Linked DNA regions of Mus musculus: all the other regions are linked to region 3. The links are chromatin loops, found by intact Hi-C in ENCODE. Cell type or tissue: heart. All regions are shown on one strand.

Region 1 (5,000 bases), 50 kb before region 3:
AAGTGGTAAGTAGAGAAATTTCCCCTGAAATATTACCAGAGGACACAATTTTGCTCAACTTCCCATTTACCCAAACTAGTTCAGGCCAGATTAGTCCTTCCATTCTTCATACATAGATTCATTGGGAATAGGATTGAATAGAAAACTGTCTAAATTTGATTGAGACGAGAGGTAGGAAACCCTAACACTATTGTTCAGAGATGGGTGTATGTGTATCCCATAGAGATAGGAGGTGGAGGTGGTTCTGAAGTTGCTGGGTGTATTGTTCAGATAGGTGTGTGTGTGTGTGTGTGCATGGTTTGTGCAAATGAAGGACTTAGGCAGCCAGAGGAATTATTTCAAGAGGCGTGTGTGTGTGTGTGTGTGAGAGAGAGAGAGAGAGACAGAGAGAGAGACAGAAACAGAGAGACAGAGAGGAAGAGAGAGATATTGATTGAGGATATGTCACTTTTTATGTCTGTCTTGCAGACTTCTCACCCCCTCTTTCCTCTTTCCTTGGGGGTTCCACACCCTGTCTGAGGTAACCAACATGGAAGTTCTGTACCAACTCTTATTGCTCTGACCATCAGGACAGGGCTTCCTTAGGAAGGAACCTGGGTGACAGGGACAGATCCTTGAATTCCCACCAGCTAACACTTTCCATATGAAGGGATGAGGCTCTCCTCCTTAATCCTCCCTGGGTGAGGTAGTGCCTCAGTGAAGAAACAGACAGGTGAGGAAAGGGGCAAGCTCACTTCAAACTGAAATCCTACCGTAAGCCAGACATTTTCCTAGCTATCTACATGATGCAAAACAAACTGTGGTTATCTTGTTTCATTTCTGGAGCAAGAATAGTAAGGAGTGGATTTCCTGTTTTATTGATGAGTAAGTTTCTGACCCAAGTTTTAGGACACCTCCCCCCCCAGTTCTAGGAACCCCAAGAGTCTAGTCTTTCCCATTGACCTCAATTCTGCAATTAAAAAGACTAATAATGGCAAGGTATTGTAACACACATCTTTAATTCCAGTACTCAGGAGACAGGGGCAGGTGGACCTCTGTGTGTCCAGCTGTACACCACCACCTCCCAGTTTAAAAATATTGTTTTTTTTAAAGGAGAGGGGCTTTTAAGTATCTTGTACAAGCTGACACAGCAAATATAAGAAACTTATCCTGAGACCATTCATGAGTTGAAGTAACAAGTAGGTTTTTGACACTAAGACCCACAAAATGCCACAATTTTAGTTGAGACCCCAGCTCTGCCACTCTCTGTATGTGAATGTGGACTTTTTTTTTTTTCCACTTCTTCAGACTTCAGCTTTGAAAGCAGTGCCTAGCCATGCCACAACCCAGGACTTGAGCTTAGATTTCCTCAATGCAGTTGGATCTGGTTCATGCAGTTATACAAGCCGAGCAGGCAAGACAAGAAGGGTTTAGCAAGAAGGGTTAATGCTAAGGTTTGAGAGTCAGGACTGGGTTTGAGTCAGAAGTAGAGGTTGCTCAGGAACTTCTGCAGGGGAGGGGTACACATTGGATTAGGAGTACCAGAAGGTTGTCTTTGTGTGTGTATGTGTGTGTGTGTGTGTGTGTGTGTGTGTGTGTACAAGGTTTCAACATGTTGCTCAGGTCTGGGATTCACGATCTTCCTTGCTTCCTAAAGCCTGAGATTATGAGAGTAGCTCAAGCTGATCCTGAACTTCTGGTGTCGTCGTCGTCGTCGTCGTGCCCCCCCCCCCCCCCCCGCTTTTACCTCCTGAGCTTTGAGATTATGGATGTCTGTTCTCTCCCTCAGCCCCCCACCAGTTTTATGTGGTGCTGGATATCCAACCCATAGCTTGATGGTGCACGCTAGGCAAGTACTCCTAACCAGCTGCATCCCAGGCCCCAGAGGACTTGTCTTAATAGTACATTAAATAACATACGCAATATAGCTTATTTCTAGTTTGTCTGTAGTGGCCAGGAGGTTTCAGAAGAAGGATGAGGGAAGTTAAATCTCCAGCCTGCTCTTTAGTGCTGCATCTGGTTAAGTCTCTACTTTGCATATCCTTCCTGAACTTAGTTGCCTCCTCTATAAACTTGGGATAATAATTCCCCACCTAATAAAGTTTGTTGGATAATGAATCAGTCCTGCTTTGGCAGAGCCCTAGCTTCTTCACTTCTGTTAATTGCATTTGGATTTCAGATACAAGCTGAGCAGGAGCGAAGCGGGCTTGGGGAGTCTCCACCACATACAATCTTACAGAAATGCAGCTGGCTTTTCAACCCCGTGGCTCAGTCCGTGCTCCATTGTCCCTGCCACAGGTTTCGACCCTGAGACGCGGGATCCCGAGTTCGAGTGGCTGTCAAGACACACATGCGCGGAGCCCGATGCCGAGTCGCCGAAACCGCGCGAGTGGAATTCGGACCCGGGTACCCGGAGTGGGTTCGCGCCCATTGGAGGAAGCAGGCATCAGTCTCGGAATGCACGGCGAGGATTGGAGGATGTCTTGCCTAGGGGCCCTGGCTACATTCTGCTTTGGGGCGGAGCCGCTGAGGAGCCGGAATTTCTATTGGCGGAGGAGATGCATGAGGGCGGGCCTGTGAGAGGACGGAGACCGCTCGCCGGGCGGCGGGATGAAGCGCTTGAGGAAGCAGACTGGGAAATGTCGGCAGGCGGCGGCTCTCGGGAGCGCGACTGTGCAGGTCGGGCGGTCTCTGCGGAGCGGGGCTACGGTGTTGGGTTTTCGGGAGGACTGGCGGGTTGGCAGGTGGCTGCGTGGGGGCGAAGGTCAAGGCCTTGGCCATCGGCGAGGCGGGGATGCTGCGGCTCAAGTTCTGCTGGGAAGTTACTCTCCGCCAGGCGTGGGGGCTACAGGCCGGTGACCGGCAGGTACCCGGGAGTCCTAAGGCAGAGGGGTTAGGGAAGCCCGGTTGATGGCCGGGTGTGTGACCTCGTGCTGCTTGCTTACTCCCATTGGCGTTTTGGTTTCTCCGGCCGAGGTAGTTCCTCAGTCCTGGCCTTTCGAGGGTGCTGTGTGTCTGTGGGGGTGTGCGCGACGGTGACAGGGTTGTCTTCGGATGAGGCTTGGCGAGTGCTAGCATTTTCTGTGCTCTACAGCCGCTGGGACAGAGTGCATGTAGCTGGAGTGCAGGGAGCCGTGGCTACCGTGAGACTGGAGGCCCTCGGGGATGAGGTGAACAGGTGACCCCAACCAGGTTTTTGCCTCTTATCCCTTGGTGGATAATGTGCGGCACAAAGGCTAATTGTTGGACAAGGCACTGTCCATTGCCGAGGGAGAGAGAGAGGCTCGGGGCTGAAATTTGGGTCAGCCCTGTGATTTAGGGCTCCCTGGCGTTTGTTTTCCCCAGGGTGTTGTCCATGAAGCACCAGGCTCCTGAGGGCTTTGGCGCAATCACAAGTACCCATTTCTGCCATTCCAGTCTGTCCTTTCCTAGCGACGAAAGTCCCGTCAAGTAGCCTTGTCAAGTATGGGCCAGGACGTTTGCAATTATGAGGCTTGAAAAGTATGAGGAGTTGGGGCGAGGTGATAGGTTGGGCAAGAGTTTGTAAAACTAGGAAACTAGGCAGCAGAGGACTTCCTCAGCCTTTCCTTCCTCGAAGCTACCACAAGATGCCACCGGAGCCCTTGATGGTGTAGATAGTGTGCATCTTTCTCGGGCTTATCTCAGAGCTCACTTGCACAGCTGTTGCTTCAGTTGTCATGAGCTTCTGGTTTGTGGTACCGGGACTGGTGAGTGTTTTAAGATTAACCTCTGTCTCCTGACCTTTACAACAGGCTACCAGAAATGCAGTGGAGCAGAGAACAGGCAATGTGGCAGCACAAAAGAGGTGGCTTCTGTCTTTTGCCCAGGAGCCAGAGCTGAGCTATTGGGAGCTTTTTGGGGCTTCTAGTAGAGAGATATAGACCATGAGAAAGCAGGGCAGCCAGCTCTGAAAAGAGTTATCTGCCCCAGGGTGAAATATGTGCACCGATCGCAGAAGCATTGATCTCACTTCACAAAGGAAAACTAGCCACATCCTGGAGAGAAATTACTGTCAAGATTTTGCTTTGACTTTTTTTTTTTTTTTTTTTTTTTTTTTTTTTTTTTTTTTTTTTTTTCGAGACAGGGTTTCTCTGTGTAGCCCTGGCTGTCCTGGAACTCACTTTGCATACCAGGCTGGCCTCAAACTCAGAAATCTGCCTGCCTCTGTCCCCCCTCCCCCCGCCCCCCACAAGTGCTGGGATTAAAGGCGTGTGCCACCACCACCCGGCTTGCTTTGACTTTTTAATTCTAAAGATTCATCCCCACCATAATACCCAATAATAGATTATGGAACTGCTAAGTTGTTGCTGTTGAAACTGGAAAGGATGGTACCAAACCAAGCCCCCATTTCTGTTTGGGTCATCTCTGATTCCAGAGTTGCTCTGGTCTCAACAGAGAGTCACTTCTTCTTTAAGAAATGGAAGGAACCCTTTGAGCCACCTCTGGGTGCACACCAGTCGATCCAGCCCCAGGTGGAAACAAGTAGTGGGTTTTGATTCTTCCGATGTGTAGACCATCAAAATACCCACTTCCCCAAAACCTGGGGAACTAACCCAGGGCGAAATGCCGCTTCCCAGGGCTGTTGGTAGCCAGGTGCTGTAGCAGATGCCTGTAATCCCAGCAGGTGAAAGGTGGAAGCCTCGGAGCGAGGAGTTTACAGCCATCTTGTAGGTATACCAGTGAGCGCAAGGCCAGTGGCCGGTTGGGCTACATGAAATGAAACACCATGCATGTCATTCAAACAAACAAACAAATACCCCAACAACAATGGACTAAAAACCAAACAGCTGTTCTTCAGAAGCTGAAATTCTGTTGAGGAAAGGTCTGCTTGGCTAGTGTATAAATAGAACTGAGCGGGTGCAGGGTCAGTGTAGCAGCATGGTGGACCTTGTAAACAGAAGCGTCTTGGAGGTTTGAGTATTTGACTCTGGCATTCAGCCCATTCTTTTGCCTTGTTAAAGGAAGAGCTCACTTTAGTGATTCTCTCCCCCAAACTCCTT
Region 2 (5,000 bases), 140 kb after region 3:
TGCTTTTCCTAGGTGCATCTTTAGTGCCTAGCCTAGTGAGTGACACTTAACTTTGTAGAAATGAATGAACAGAAAGATTAATAAGGCATGACAGAAGAATTTTGTTAGCAAAACATGCACTTGTACCTAGGAAGGAGGAGGCACACTGGTAGATATAGTGATGAGGAAGGCAGAGGAAGCAGCTGGAGAGAAAGGAGCCTCCATGCTTCCTCAGGGGTTTCACAAATGGCGGGAAATGGGCTGACATTTTTCTCTGGTCAGAAAACCACTCTTATCTTTTTTTTTTTCTCCTCAAGACAGGGTTTCTCTGTGTAGCCCTGGCTGTCCCGGAACTCACTTTGTAGACCAAGCTGGCCTCGAACTCAGAGATCCACCTGCCTCTGCCTCCCAAGTGCCAAGATTAAAGGCGTGCACCACCACTGCTCGGCTATGATTATCTTGTTATGTTCACCTGGCTTTGTTTCAGAAGGAGACTAACTTGTTCTGCTTATGTTCTGCTTCTGTAACCCCGCCCATTTTGCTTGCTAAATCCCCCATTTGAAGACGCACCCCCCCCCCACCCAACCACTGAGCTGTAAGAGACTTGACTTCCTCACATCCAATGCCGATCTCTCAAACCCAGCCGTAGGGGGAGGCAGCCTGCATACACTAATGAAAACGCTTGCGTTAATTTATTTGGCCGTGATGATTTGTGATTTGTCTTTTGTTTTTGTTTTTTATTTTGGTTCTTCGAGACAGGGTTTCTCTGTATAGCCCTGGCTGTCCCTGAACTCACTCTGTACACCAGGCTGGCCTCGAACTTAGAAATCCACCTGCCCTGCCTCCCAAGTGCTGGGACTAAAGGCGTGCGCCACCACTGCCCGGCCTACTCCTATCTTTGTAGTTCACAAGACAGAGCTGTTTGAGGATACTGTCCGAAATGAGCTCTGACAAAAAACAAATAATTTTTCTCTTAATTTATTCATTCATTTTAGAAGGCTGAGTTTGTACAAGTATTTCCCGGATGTGTGAAAATTATGTGAAATTGACATTTCAGTTTGCCCAGAAATCAAACTCATCACGGCTCTTTTGGAACTGTAACAGAAATGCAGTTCCAGAACTCAAGACTGTTTGTTACCTGGCCTGCTAAGGACAGTGGTTTGCCTACCACTGGCCTGGCTGGATGGCAGGCAGTTTCCAGTGGGGCTGAGCAGTAGGGTCTCCCCAAAAGATGGATGTGTTCTCCCAAAACACTCCCCCTGGATACAGAGATGCTGAGAAGACATGATGCGTCCTGCTCTTACAGTCCTCTCCCTCCGCTGTTAAGCTGCAGGACAACTCTTACTGTCCTACTGAGCGACTGCATCCCTGCCTATTGGCAGGTAGGCTAGCATAGGTTAGGTCATGTCAGTGCGGAACAGCCTCCCCCAACCCCTGAAAAACCTTCAATTATCAGCTCACTTTGTACTATAGATTTGAGATCTCGGCCTCGCCCCTCTTCCTTCAGGCCTCCATCATTCTATTTCTGGTATATCTCTTCTAAAGCTCTCCCATTCAAACGTGAAGGTGAGATGCACTGTCCTAATAGCGCTCATCTGAAGGGTAATTCATGCCTACTTCTTTCCTATGGGCCCACCATTCTTTTATAAGTTATGACAGATGGCAATTTCCTACCGGTGGTTATTTTAGACCTTATTAAGAAGGGGACATCTGAATGAGTCCCTACAATAAGCTTTCAAGATAAGCACTCGTTGGTCACGGGGAAAACGCTAGCAGCTCTTACCGAAGTAGTCAAGCCACTTCATCCCTTGCAGCGCCTTGGGGAGCCGAAGGATCTCGATGTTGTACAGATTTTCCACCTCCTTGAGGAGGGTCTGTCTGTCGGACTCAATTTGCTTGGTTCGAACTTGCACTGCAAAGAGGTGAAAGCGGACGGATCCCGCGTCAGGTGTGCGAAGCCGTCGCATCCGCGTCCCAACCCACCCAAAACCCACGATCACGCGAATCCACCCCTTACCCTCGCGGTCGAAGTCCTTCAGGAAGGAGGCGAGCTTCCGGCTCCGCAGCGTGTTGGTCCTGGTTCCGCGGCTGCTGCGTTTCTTGGGAGCCATGGCGCCTGGCTGCGTCGAGCGAGGGGCCAAGCAGCCGGCTCCGCGACTGAGACGGGGAGAGGGTGTGAGCGGTCGGAGAGCTGAGAAAGTTCAGTCGTTGGAGTCTAGGTTTCCAGAACTCTGCCGAAACCTACCTGCAGGTCCCAAAACACAGTCTGAGGAACCCTCACAGCTCCAACTAAGGGACGGGCGGCTCCTCGGTTAACCGCCACCCAATTCAAACTCAACGGGCACAGCCTAGCCAATAGCAAATCGCCGTCTTAGGACGGTTCTCACCACGCCCAATCACAATAAAGCTTCTTCTCCTTCCGCCAGCCAATCCTCATGGAGGACTTCAATGCCCAGATGTCATTGCGGCACACGCCATCTTTTCGCGACTCCAGAGTCGTGCTAACTGGAAGTAGAGTGGTGAGTTCGTTCTTGTGAATAAGCGCGGTGTAGTTTTTGATGTACTCAGCGTTGACATCGCAGGATTTACGTTTTCCTGTTGATTTAGGGCTGGAAATCTTAAAGAGAGGCGACAAGACTGACTCCAGAAGCACAGGTCCCGGAACAGACAGACCCCAGAGACTCGCAGTCTAAAGCAGATTGCCCTGTCGTGAAGAAACCCCTTCGGAAGACCCGAAGCAACGGTCTTCCTGCAGAGAGAAGGTAAGAGGACCGCCAGAATCAATATTCTTGAGTGTCCGCGGTTACAAGACAGAGACACAGCTCCACTCTGCAGCGTGGGGAGTTGCCCTAGCCTTTTAAGGACTTGAGCTCAGTTGATGGCCCTGACGCTGAAAAGAACTCAGCACTAGCTGAGCTCAGTTGATGGCCCTGACGCTGAAAAGAACTCAGCACTAGCTGATTTATGAAGCAGAGTTACATGAACATATTTGCTACGGGGCCTCACCATATAACGCTGGCTATCTTGGAAGTCTCTGTGTATACTAGTTTGGCCTCGAACTCACAGAGATCTGCTTGTTTCTGTCTTTCCAGTGCTAGGATTAAAGATGCATTCGACAACTCCCAGCCTATGGCTGTTTTAAATACAGGCATAAGCACAAGAATTAAGAGAGAGAGGCAGGCACCTAGGCATAAAAGACACTTGCATGCTCCTCAGAGAATCTCAGAAAGTTAGACATAGCCACGTGGGTATGAGATTCTCTAGGGAGATCAGCAGTTGATTTTCTTTCTTTTCCCCCAGTTTCTTGAGACCAGGCTGGCCTCAAACCCAAAACCCGGCTCTGCTTCCAGAGGGCTGGAATTAAAGTCATGTTACATTAGCCACAATTACTTATTTTGGTGGCTTTCAGTTTACATCTCAAAAGGGTTTCTAAAAACCCTTGTGACTCCCTTCAAACAAGAAGTTGTTTGATAAGAGAAGTAAGTGAGGTGGCTTTCAAGATTCTTTGATGGTATTAAATCCTACAGATGTAAATGGGGTAGTGTGTGTCCTTTCTCTGTAAATGGGATTCCTGGTGAGATTTCTAGAACATGGAAGATTTACAGCAGGAAGGAAGAAAGGCTGTTCACAGTTGGTAAGTGTACTTGCAGGAATTCTTCCTTCATTGTTGGCTGAAGGTGTCAGCCCACTTCCAGGACTAGGAGTTCTTGTTTGTGTCCCCCAAAGTCTCCCTACCTTTCATTATTGCCTTGGGACTATTTGAAGACCAACAGCTGGTCTTCTCCTGAGGTCGGAAATGACGCAGCCTTGATGCAGGCCCTCCCTTCTGGTACCCTGACTCCCTTTTGTTTTGTTTATTTTTTCCCAGAAAATGGCTCATGACCAGCCTCTGCTGGTTGTGCAGGAGGCCCTGAGGAAGTGCTTCCCTGTGGTGGAGGAACAGCAGAACCTGTGGCAGAGCACCCTGCAGGACTGCTCGCCCCTCCTGTCCTCTCTCAGTAACCTGGCTGAGCAGCTGCAAGCCGCACAGAGTCTGCGCTTTGAGGATGTGCCAGCCCTGCGTCCCTTTCCAGACTTACAGGAGCGGTTGAGGCGCAAGCAGCTGGAGGCTGGTGACGTTGTTCTGGACAAGCTAGCTGAGCGGCTGTAAGAGGCTCTGTTGTCCCCCTTTGTTGATGGACAGATCTTAATGCCGCATGGCATCCCAGCCTCAGTCAGGGGGTCCTACAGAAATCGACAAAAGCAAGTCAGGAGTAATCATGCTGGAGCTAAGTTGAATGTCTGTGAGTTCGAGGCCAGCCTGGACTACATTGTAAGACCATGCATGTCTTTAAAACAAAACAAAACAACCCAAATCAGGCCAGGTGTTTAATCTCAGCACTAAGGAGGCATATACAAGCAGATCTCTGAGTTCAAGGCCAGTCTGGTCTACATAGAGAGTTCCAAGGCAACCAGGGCTACACAGATAAACCCAGTCTCAAAATAAATAAGTAAGTAAACAAACAAATAAATAAAAATAACCCCAAACCAACTAAATAAATGGAAGAAATTACAAAAGCAGAAAAGAAGAGGGTGGCGAGGAGTGCAGCCCTCTTCTGTCGTTGTCCTTGGTGTACTGCAGTTCAGGGAGAGCTGGGAGTAAGGACTGTGTGTCCGGGACCTTGTACACCTCTGCCTTATACCTGTCTATGCACTTGGAAGCAAGAAAAGGGAAACTCAAACTGATTGTCCTGATCACAGAGTCCGTGAGAAATAGAGCCAGGAATCTGAAGTGGGCCTGCCACTTAAGCTGGGGCTTCTTACCACCACCTGGTTCTACACACAAGTGGATACATGTGTAACTAAGTAGCCCAAGAAACAGTAACAACACAGGTGTTACACAGATACTCTGTTTTCTGCTTTTTTTTTTTTTTTTTTTTTTTTTTTTGGTTTTTTTGGAGACAGGGTTTCTCTGTATAGTCCTGGCTGTCCTGGAACTCACTTTGTAGACCAGGCTGGCCTCGAACTCAGAAATCCGCCTG
Region 3 (5,000 bases):
CTCAGTCTGACCTGGAACTCAGTGTGGCCCAGATTGATCTCCAATTCACCATCCTTCTGCCTCAGCCTCTCAAGTCCTGGGATCACCAGTGTTCATCACCACGCCCAGTTCCATGATTGATAGGCTCGTATAGAACAGTTGCGAACAGTACGGGTTCCAGCACCTTCACTTATATCCATTTCATCTGTGAACCTTCTGGAACCTTCCTTTTCCGAGCCCCAGCTCTCCAGCTGATTCTGTTGTGCACATTTGTGGGCTAGTCACTGGCTTCCGGTCTGGCTAACCCTTCTAAGCCTAACACCTGTGCCGCTGTAGGTTTCTGCCGACTTTGACAGCTCGTGCTCTTCCTACTTAACAGTTTGCTTTCTCTTGCCTTCTTTGCCTCCAATACCCTAATCCTTGCTGCTCCAAGTCTCGTTTTGTCTTGTATTCAAGACCCAACTAAAAGGCCTTGATTCCCTTAAGTCTGCGACTTTTAGTTTTAGAAGTCTGACTTCTAAGTCCATGCAGCAGCGTTTGCCCTTTGTTCCCTTTGGATACTTGTGCCAAGTGGTGAGTGATCAGCTCTGTGTGGATTCTCAGTTCCTGGAATACAAGGGGATATATAAGGGGCACCTTGTCATGTAACTGAGTGAAGCCGCAAACCCCACCTTCTCCCTCTTTCAGATAATTTTAACCCTCCCCAGCTTCCACAAAAATGTCTTCAACTACTTGATGGCGTTTTTGCAAGAACTGCTGAAAAATTCAGCAAACAATCATTTGGATGAGAATATTCTAGGTAAGTGGCCAAGTGTCGTACAAGCATCTGTTCAGAATCACTAAGAAAGGAAGCTGAATTAATGCTCACCCTCCCTTCTCTTCTCCCTTGCTCCCCTGGCCCCCCAAGCTCTGAGGAAGCTTTGTTTTGTTTTAACTTTTTAAAAGGCGGTCAAGTTATGCTGCTGAAGCTGGCCTCAAACTCACTCTCCTGGCCTTGGACTCAGCATCCTCTTGCTTTGGTCCCCAGTGCTGCATATGCACCATCATGCCTTGTTTTGGGCAAAGTTTATGCAAATAATGTTTTTGGGGACTGGAAGTATGACTTAATGGTAGAACCCTTACCTACCATGTGCAAGCCCTTGTGCTAGTTCCTTCTTTTAGCTAGACTAGCTGGCTGGCAAGGCCTCAGGACCCACCTCTCTCTCCCTCCACATCACTGTGGTTACAGGTACATTTAAGTGGGAGCTAGAGATCTGCACTCAGGTCCTCTGTCATGTTTGCATGGCAAGCACTTAACTTAAGGAGCCATCTCCACAGCCCCTCTTTATTTCTTGAGGCAGCCTCCCACTGTATAGCTCTGCCTGGCCTGGAACTAAAGACTGGTAGGAATAGAGACTTGTTTCTCCCCCACCCCCCAGTTGTTTGTGCTTTCAGGAAGGAACTACCTGGGCATAGAGGTACATGCCTTAATCCCAGTCTCAGGAGGAAGAGGCAGGTGGAGCCCCTGAGTTCAAGGCACCCAGGCCCTGCCTTTAACACAGAGTGCTTGAGGTAGTCTGTTCTCTCTCCTAATCACCCCCGTGTCCCAGTTGCTAAGTGGTATTTTCTGTTTCTGTCATGCACAGCTAGCATATTTGGCAGCTTACTGCTCCGGAACCCAGCTCGTCACCAAAAGCTTGACATGGCGGAAAAGAAGAAGGCCCAAGAGTTTATTCACCAGTTCCTCTGCGGTCCACTCTGAGCCTCACTACTCCTCTCCTGTTTTCCTTAAGGCAGCCACAATTGTCAGCCCCACCTGTTTCAGCTCAAGAACTGCCTTAAGCTGGTCTGAGGCTGCTGGAAGAATGGCAGCCACCTGTTTCTTCTACCTGAGCCTAGACCTGCCCCTTCTCCATGCCATTGGCTAGCACACCCATGCTGACTTGTGAAGACATGGGGGCAATCCACCATAGTAGAACTGACGTTCCACATTCAACTCTAGTTATTTAACACAAATAGCTCCCTATTCATTTTTATTTAAAAGTTTTAAGTAACTGTACTTTGCCTTATTCAGCCAGCCTCCAGGACATGCAGTCAGTGAGTTCCCCATATCCCGTACTGAGCATCTCATGGTCAGATACTTGGACTAACTGAAGTCCCTGAAGGAGAATGGCTTGGGGCGGCAGGACTCTGCTTAGAGGTTCCTGGATAAACAACTTTTAGCCATCCAGATGCTTCCACTGTCCAAGCCGCAAACATGTTCATGCATAGGGCACCTGTTCCCTTTCTGCTCAACTCCAAGGCCTCTCAGTCGCCCCCAAGAGCACTGAAGAAAGGGGGTTCTGGTGAAACAAGTGGGATTTTGTAGGATATTCAGTCCTCCCAACTGTATATAATGCAGCACCTCTCATATATGTAATATATTTTAATGAAAATGTATTTTTAATGGTGACTATGGTTCTCTCTTTTTTTAGTTATGTGTATGTGTGTGGTGGTGGTGGTACATGCATGTGTGAATGTGCTAGGAGAGGCCAGAGGCTCAGATCTCTCTGAAGCTGGATGTGAGCCATCTAATGTGGGTTCTGGTTTCAAAAGAACTCTAAGGTCAGAGCAGTCAGTTGGTCTTCTCTTCCCCAATCCTCCTCTCTCAAGAGATGGTAGTTCCTGGCAGCTAGTCCTTTGTGGCTTAAGAACAGAGCAGCTGATCTGTGGCATGCTGGTGCGCCAGAGTCACTTATTCAACCTTACTCAGAGGGAATGGCACAGCAGTTTGGGCCTGAACCCTGATCTAGCCTCTAAGAGCACTGCTCCAACGTAAACATTCGAGAGAAGTCGTTCATGGGGTAAATAAGCATTAGCTTATGTGAGAGTCTAAAAATTACATATACAGGAATATAATAGAAACACGAGAAAAGTATCTTCTTGGGCTTTGAAATATTGCTACCACCGAGTGGATTTCAAGGGTGGGTAGGATAAGTGTTAAGAGCTGACAGGGGACTGGCCAGTAGGTGGCGCTGACCCTTTCTAGAGCAAAAACCCTCCTTAAGGAAGGTTGGAACCGCTAGCTCCCGCGGGCGCGTGAGAACGAGAAGTTTCTGGAGGGCTCTGCTCAGCGTTCCGGTCCTGGGGGGGAGCCTCAGCCAGGTGAACTATGCTGCGTGGGTACAGTGGGGCGAGGAGAGGGATGCCGTGGGCTGGCCTACGCATCTGGAAGGCGGCGGCTGACTGCAGCCTTCTTGCTGCAGCTGTGGACGCAGCTGGGGCTGAGAACACCTCGACTTCACCGCTGATGTCGCGTATCCTCCCGCGCTCGAAACAGCCCGCTCTCTATGGTCAGCTTCCCGGTGCGGCACCGGAGCGCCAGACTCCACTCGCTCCGCCCACAGCCCGCTGGGGAGAGGCGCGGTCTCAGCCCCCTGGAGAGTAGAAGCCAATCACGAACAGCAGCAGGCCCAGGGCTCCCCGGGCCTCTCCTTCCTCCGGAAAGCGGAAGCGGAAGTGACGCTAGGGACAGGTGGGGGCAATCATGGTGCCGCTTGGGAGGGGAGAAGCTGCTGCTGCCGCCGTTGCCGGGAGCCGCGGAGGTAAAAGCAGAGGCTGGACTCGGCTGGGGCTGGAACTATCCGGGGGGTGCGGGACTGGGGCTCCCTGCCGTAGCCATTCCCGGCTGAGACTTCATTCCACTCACCCGAGGGACCCCACCCCTCCTCCGTTTCCATGGGGATGGGTATCCAGCCCCCCTTCTCTGTTTCCATGGAGACCCGGACCCTGCCCCTCTTAGCCCAGCTCGTAGCCCCCAGACTGCCTCGGGGTTTTTCTCTGTAGCCCTGGACTAGGGGTGCTTTCCCGGTCAGGGTCCTCATGCTAGTCTCTCAGAGGTGCTGGGTTCGCAGTCCTCGGCCACCCTCACACCTCCTGGTCTTGTTACAGAAAGTTGGTCTCTGCGTTTCCCGGGGCAGCCCACCGGGTCTCTTATCTCTCCTCTCAGACACCGAGAAACGTGTATTTCTGGGGTTGCGTAAGCAAAGGTTCGGGCTGGTTCCTCTCAGATTAGATCCCTTGACCTGTGCCTGGTAACTACCTCGCCTGCTTGTCACTCCGGCTAGTAAAGGCTCACTTTGCCGACTCTTGAGCTGAAGAGAAAGTGCAGAACCAGGTTGAGAACTAAGTGATGTGCTGGTTATTTTAAATTCTCCTTTTGTGTCTGCCAAACCCACATTTGTAGAACCTGTGTGTTTTCGGGTGAAGGAGGAATCACCATTCCAGACCATGAAAGCTTCAAATTTGGTAATTTCCTCAAGAGGCTATCTTCAAAAAGAGACCGTCTGCATGTCTGTCATTCATTTTGCTGATATTTCCTGAGCTGCTCGTGTCAGTATTGCTTATGTTAAGTCAGCCTTTCGGGTCAGAAAGCCTAGTCACTCTGTACAAGTGTACTCTCTGGTCCAGATCATGTTTTACGATATAAATAATTAAAGTGATTTGCATCAGCTACTCCTTATTAGGGTTTAGCCCCTCCACCTGATGTGTTCTAGAAATGACAGAAGGAAGCCACCCTTTTTCTTTACCTGCAGTTTCTCTTTCTGTATGAAACAGGAAGCCCTGGTCCCACTGTAGAAAAGCAGGCACGGATAGGTTGTCCAAGCAGTAAAGGGCAAAAGGAGGGTTTGGAGGTGGTTATGTTCAGAGTGTTGTTTCTGCACCACCAACTACATGAGGCCGTGGCACTGCCTCACGGTGTGTTTGCGGGGAGGGAGGGCATTGGGACGGGAGCACCTCACTGAAGGTTTGTAGCCACTCTTTCTTTAAACAGCCACCTGTTTGCTCTTTTATCCTCCTTAGCTTCATAGATCCATCTTTAAAGTATGTGACAGTAGAAGGTCTTGTGAATGCCAACTTTGAATTTTTTGGGGGAAAAAAAAAGATTTGCTTTTTCCTTGTCAGTGACTGATTGTGTCAGATTTTAAGTATTTCCAAGGAACATAATTTTTTTTTTTTGCTTTGGTTTGCCTCTGTGTGATTGAGTATGTGTGTTTGATTCT

The links. Peaks named below come from ENCODE experiments on the same cell type or tissue, not always from the same donor. Only the 100,000 strongest peaks of a DNase experiment are listed, where the experiment ranks them.
Region 1: a loop joins it to region 3, with 2.1 times the contacts of the local background. A loop is called at or near these places in 8 of 42 quality-filtered maps.
Region 2: a loop joins it to region 3, with 5 times the contacts of the local background. A loop is called at or near these places in 2 of 42 quality-filtered maps.

What each region holds. Positions count from the first base shown.
Region 1 is chr4:124,749,035-124,754,034 of GRCm38, forward strand. It overlaps Inpp5b (inositol polyphosphate-5-phosphatase B), which reads left to right. Exons shown (of 24, transcript NM_008385.4): 7 at 2,278-2,658. It overlaps Gm12915 (predicted gene 12915), which reads right to left and starts at 2,320. Exons shown (of 4, transcript NR_151694.1): 1 at 2,073-2,320. In heart, CTCF peaks have their summits at 2,659 and 2,863; a DNase peak (open chromatin) is centred at 2,467; H3K4me3 peaks cover 2,281 bases; H3K27ac peaks cover 1,634 bases; H3K27me3 peaks cover 452 bases.
Region 2 is chr4:124,934,593-124,939,592 of GRCm38, forward strand. It overlaps Cdca8 (cell division cycle associated 8), which reads right to left and starts at 2,325. Exons shown (of 10, transcript NM_026560.4): 1 at 1,997-2,325; 2 at 1,763-1,891. The coding sequence starts at 2,090. It overlaps 9930104L06Rik (RIKEN cDNA 9930104L06 gene), which reads left to right and starts at 2,456. Exons shown (of 5, transcript NM_177573.3): 1 at 2,456-2,741; 2 at 3,848-4,125. The coding sequence starts at 3,851. In heart, a CTCF peak has its summit at 2,327; a DNase peak (open chromatin) is centred at 2,389; H3K4me3 peaks cover 2,759 bases; H3K27ac peaks cover 1,926 bases.
Region 3 is chr4:124,799,102-124,804,101 of GRCm38, forward strand. Inpp5b (inositol polyphosphate-5-phosphatase B) reads left to right here. Exons shown (of 24, transcript NM_008385.4): 23 at 667-778; 24 at 1,605-2,410. The coding sequence ends at 1,720. Mtf1 (metal response element binding transcription factor 1) reads left to right here and starts at 3,448. Exons shown (of 11, transcript NM_008636.4): 1 at 3,448-3,542. In heart, CTCF peaks have their summits at 2,962 (motif pointing right) and 3,174; DNase peaks (open chromatin) are centred at 3,090 and 3,440; H3K4me3 peaks cover 2,359 bases; H3K27ac peaks cover 1,391 bases.